Linked DNA regions of Homo sapiens: region 2 is linked to region 1. The links are chromatin contacts, found by Hi-C or POLR2A ChIA-PET in ENCODE. All regions are on one chromosome and are shown on one strand. The core of a region is the stretch at or near the end of the contact, and the rest is flanking DNA. Distances in the headings are between cores, read along the strand shown. Region 1 has its middle 180 kb from the start of OSTF1. Region 2 has its middle 340 kb from the start of OSTF1.

Region 1 (2,700 bases), core at 111-2,610:
TATAGATGCTCCTCAACTTACAATGGGGTTACATCCTGTTAAACCCACTGTAAATTCAAAATGCATTTAATACACCTAATCTTCTGAACATTGTTGCTTAGCCTACCCTTCCTTAAATGCACTCAGAAAGAACACTTGCATTGGCCTATAGTTGAGCAAAATCACCTGGCAACACAGTACACTACAGAGTATCGGTCGGTTACCCTCATGATGGTGTGTCTGTGGCTGACTGGGAGCTGCAGTTCACTGCCACTGCCCGGCATCATGAGAGTGTATTGCAGGGCATATCACTTGCCCAGGAAAAGATCAAAACTCAAGGTATGATTTCTACTATATGTATATCACTTTCACACCATGGTAAAGTTGAAAAATCATAAGTTGAACCATCATAAGTCAAGGCCGTCTGTACTACTTTCCCACTTTTGAAATGTGTGCGTGTGACAACACAAGAAAAAAAGTAAAGGACTGGAAATAGACATGCTAACATATAATCAGTAACAATTGCTGGGTGATGGTGGAATAAGTAAGGCTTATTTTCCTCTTTTACTCTTCTGGGTTTCTTGAATTATTTTCCTCAAAAAAATCTGCATTAATTTTATTATCAAAAAGAAAAGTATATGTTCATTTTTGGAAATTTAAAAAGCTTGGGCCACATCAGGAAAAGGCATGATGTCCAAAATCAAGGACAGAGAGGAGACACATTTGTTTCTCAACAGCCAACTGAATTACAACTTTAAAACATTCTTACAGATGTCAGATAAGACCTTGTCTTGGGCTGACCAATATCATCTTATATTATCAAAATGCTTATAGTCAGCAGTCACCAGTGCCTGGATTGGTTTCACATACTTTTATAGCCACAGTTAGAAACTTTCTGATAACATTTTAGTAAACTCTTGAGTAACTTTGGAGAGAGAATCATCATGCTTCAATTCATTATATGCAGATCAATAAAGAGAAGTAGGAATAGCACAAAATATAATCCTAGTATAGTCTACCCTGCTGTTAAGTAAAGCTGCTTTCTTTTTTCATTGCCCAAATGTATGGCTTGCACCCAACTAGTCACTGCTTGGGGCCAGAGTTAGAAAATTTTCTCTTCCTAATTTATGTTTCATTGACTTTTTATGGTGGCAGATATTGATCTCGCTTTGTGTGCCATCAGATCAAATGCTGCAACCCAATTCAGAGCCAAGATCATGACTTTCAGTGATCAGCCTTTAATGTGCAGGAAAAAATGGAGGTGGAAACATGATTTATTTTCCTTTTGCAGGCTTTTTATTATAGACACAGATGTTGGGAGCTTTCTCAGCTACAGTCAGCTGTGGAATGGGGCAGGTGAACTGCCCTGCTTTCCTGGAGTGCCACAACCATAAAACAAACTGAACATTCCAGGAATGACTCATTTGATTAGAAGAGCCAAAAACCAGCACTAAGCAAAAGCAGAAAAGAACAAAGATCATTTTTCATTAGGGTTACTGATGGTCCCTAGGCATGGTCAAAGAAATGATGGAAGAGGCCACGTGCGGTGGCTCACACCTGTAATCCCAGCACTTTGGGAGGCCAAGGCAGGTGGATCACGAGGTCAGGAGATCGAGACCATCCTGGCTAACATGGTGAAACCCTATCTCTACTAAAAATACAAAAAAATAAAAATAAAAAATTAGCCAGGCATGGCGGCACTAGTCCCAGCTACTCGGGAGGCTGAGGCAGAAGAATCACTTGAACTCAGGAAGTGGAGGTGGCAGTGAGCCGAGATCATGCCACTGCACTCCAGCCTGGGCAACAGAACAAGACTTCATCTCAAAAAAAAAAAAAAAAAAAAAAGGAAATAGAAATGATGGAAGAATGATTGTCTGTTTGTTATATAAAATTAGAGACACAGGAATATCATTAATATATTTGTTCCAGAATTGATAGCAAGAATGGCTTGACTTGGCTTAGGCCGTATCCTTTTGTTGCTTATAATCCTTTATTAGTTTCTCTGAACATTTTTTAAAGAGACTGACTTCATTAGTAGAGCAGAACCATATAAGTTAAAGTCTACACAATGCATTCCAAGAGATGGACATGATTATGTTGGGCTAGAATGCCATTATAACAGACATGAGGAAATATGTAGATTATCTCATCCCTGGAGACCTTACAGATAACTTCTTGTGGTACTGGGATTTGTGGAGTGAATTCCCATTGCCTTGTTACACCACTGTGGAAGCTAAAAAAGAGAATGGGACATTTTAGAAATTGTGCATCACTGAAGAACAGGAGTATTAAGAAGAAATTTAGGCTGGGCGCAGTGGTTCACACCTGTAATCCTAGCACTTTGGGAGGTTGTGGCAGGTGAATCACCTGAGGTCAGGAGTTTGAGACCAGCCTGGCCAACGTGGTGAAACCCTGTCTCTACTAAAAATACAAAAAGTAGCTGGGCGTGGTGGCAGGCACCTGTAATCCCAGCTACTTGCGAGGCTGAGGCAGGAGAATCATTTGAACCCGGGAGGCAGAGGTTGCTGTGAGCAGAGACCACACCATTGCACTGAGCCTGAGCAACAAGAGCAAAGCTCCATCTAAAAAATAATAATAATTTTTATAAAAGAAACAGGTTTCTTTGATTCCCATCTGGAATTGGAAAAAAAAAGATGGAGAACACAAATAATGTTGGGTTAGGAATATGTGTGTGTTTGTGTGTCTTTAAAAGCTTTAAAT
Region 2 (2,700 bases), core at 35-2,534, 160 kb before region 1:
TAAATACTAAAGACTTCCTTCCCCCAGACTCCTTTCATCTCCCCCAGCTATGACATGGGAAGGAGGAAGAAAATCAGATGCTTAAAAAGACAAAACGATAAAGGCAATTGGTTATTTTGTATTTCTCTCTTCTAAGAGTGTTGAAATTTTAATATCTTGTTTTGTTCAAGCATCACTGTCCCATGTCCTCCTTGAGGTTCAGAAGGTAAAATGGCCCTCTCAAGTCCTTGTGGGGCTGTCATGCATCCTGAAGCCCCTGCCCTGGCTTCACAGAGTGCTCCCTGGATGTCCACCCCAGAGCTACTCAGTCTCACCTCCTAGAGTTAAGGAGGACAAACATTGTCTCCTCACTTTGCCAACAGGTTCTTAGAAGCTCAGAATATGAACCTGTAAGTCTACTGCTCCTTACAATTAGCCCCAAGCATTTGGAAAGGGGAGGAAGATGAGAGGATCCAAACTTTTATGATTCAGAAGCCTAAGTAAGTGATAAGTGCAAAAGTCCTAAAAGAATGTTTTCTGTCTCTGTCAATGGAACAGATTTTGTAGAGTTCTGAAAAGGACCTTGGGCTACCCAAAGTCCAAATTAAACAGAGTAAAACAAAATAAAACAGAAAGAAACAGAGAAGTTCTGTGACTTGACCAAGGTCATATAACAAGTGAGAGTAGCATCACTGACCTTTTTAAGTCAACAAGTCTATGCTCTTCTCAAATGACAAAACTAGTCTGGCCAACATGCAGAACACAATGTTCCTTTCTGAACAATTTGTACTTGGAAAATGAGACCATCTTTAGAAATTCTCACTGCTCTCCTGAGACCAAACACTGCAACACTGATTTGAAAATGCTTACATTTTAGAAACAACTGCAAAATAGAATCATTCATTATGCCCCTCAGCAGCAAAGACTATCCCTGCCTTGCCACACTTGCAATTGATATTTTATTTGTGAGAAGGCATTCTTTCTCCCATTGCCAGCCAATGTTATTTGTAGCCTAATAAATTATTCACAAAATAACCCCACTTATTTGTCTTTCAGATATTTCTTTCCTAGGAGACTCAATATATTTAGTGATAGCAACACAAGTATGCCCAATAAGACAGGGCAATTTGCAACCTAATAGAAAAAGGTATGTTAACAATACAATATGGTTTCTGTATGAAGAACAAAAGAATTTCCTCTGAACATACTGGCACTGAGACATGCGAGGGAGAGCAGCAAGACACAGCTACTCATGTGGTTGACAAGAGCAATTTCCCAGCAAAAGCTGAGGGCACAGGTCACAACCCATGACCAGGAATGGTGAAAGACAAGCCATAACTGGCAATAAGAACATGTCCTGCTTCCCCAATCCAATCTGTCTGCCAGATAATCAGCCATTCTATAATTTGTTGTATTTCTTATGGAAAATAAAAAGAAACAGATCAAAAAATAATAACTTGAACTATTGGGCAAAAGGAAAAATCAAGCAAATGCTAATGCAGACCCATGTAAATGGGTCTGCTCCCTACTTTCAAGAAAAAATTAACATCACATGTCTTTCATTTTCCCTAAATAAATCTGTCTTGAGTCCCCCTTGCCAAATTAGTAGAATGGCTGGTACCCTCCCCCTTGTTACCGTTTTGAAAACATTTAAAAGGCCTAGGAGTTTAGAGCTCCAAAAAAAAAAAAAAGAGAGTTGGGCTGATTCTGACATCCACATCTGGAAAAGACAGACCCTGGTGTCTGATCTGCCCACAGCTACCCCTGCTCTCCCTGCCACATGGTGGTGGTCCTCCATCATCACCCAGGCTTGCGGCCCATCCAAGTCCCTACAGAGTCCACTCCAGATCTCCATGGAAAAGTGATCTTATTCCCTCAAGAGTACCTTTGATCCACAATTCTTTGGTTCCCAGAATCATAGCCCTGAATGCTCAGCTTTTTCCTGGGCAGCCATCCCTTCAAAGATAACACCCACTTCCCAGCCCCATCATAGCAGGTCGAGTTTCAGCCCATGGTGGACACAGAGCCACTGACTGTTCCTTCCCTGGGATCCACGACTTCTTTTTTCCCTAATATCTGGAAGCTTTCCTCATTAATCCCTGAAACAAAATGAACCTTACTACACACTTTTGGTGCTCAAGAGGGCTACCCCTCCACCATCTAGGAGTGCTACCTAACTGCCTCTAGAGGATCCATGAGCTTCAAAACACAAGCAGTCTGATTTTACATTTTTGCCAGCCACCTCCTTGGGGTATACCCTGATGATTTGTGTTGGGAAGTGGGAAGGAAACTCACTCCCTCCTTCTTCAGAGAAGAGCCAACATAAGCATGCCAAAGATGATTTAATCTCCTTTGAATGAGCAAGATGAATCTTTGTCACTTATTTTGCTAAAGTAGAAAATTTGAAAATCCAAGTTCAATCAAAAGTGGAACATTCTGCTCTGAATTAGTTAGACTAAGAGCTAGAACACCTCCACACACATAAACAAGCAATCACTTAGAATGATATTTGCAAATATTGTGTGACCCTGCAAATAGTTACTCTCTCCAATGTGCATTATTACTACTTGCTTTCTGAATTTTGTGGAAATTGAGTGTTTTGTGTAAATCAGTAGGAAAGACAGAATTTAAAACTTAACTTGCATATTGAAATGTGCTAGGTAAGAGACAGAAATACCATTTGACCCAGAAATCCCATTACTGGGTAGGCATGCAAGCATA

The links. A loop is a pair of places that touch in the nucleus more often than their neighbours do. ChIA-PET counts read pairs that join two places held with the same protein, here RNA polymerase II (POLR2A). Pooled maps may share reads with other maps.
Region 2: a loop to region 1 is called in a map with no recorded cell type, with 4 times the contacts of the local background. The contact joins two enhancer-like sites. A Hi-C loop is called at or near these places in 1 of 37 single-sample maps with no recorded cell type and 3 of 50 pooled maps. POLR2A ChIA-PET finds 5 or more read pairs at or near these places in 2 of 52 experiments (PC-9 and naive thymus-derived CD4-positive, alpha-beta T cell).

Annotation. Positions count from the first base shown.
Region 1 is chr9:75,266,496-75,269,195 of GRCh38, reverse strand. No RefSeq gene overlaps it. Among named protein-coding and RNA genes, the nearest start is that of OSTF1, 180 kb to the right of the region's middle. Within about 2 kb of position 1,360, at least 3 of the 41 ENCODE cell types and tissues checked have a DNase peak (open chromatin) inside an H3K27ac peak, as active enhancers do.
Region 2 is chr9:75,431,120-75,433,819 of GRCh38, reverse strand. No RefSeq gene overlaps it. Among named protein-coding and RNA genes, the nearest start is that of OSTF1, 340 kb to the right of the region's middle. Within about 2 kb of position 1,284, at least 3 of the 41 ENCODE cell types and tissues checked have a DNase peak (open chromatin) inside an H3K27ac peak, as active enhancers do.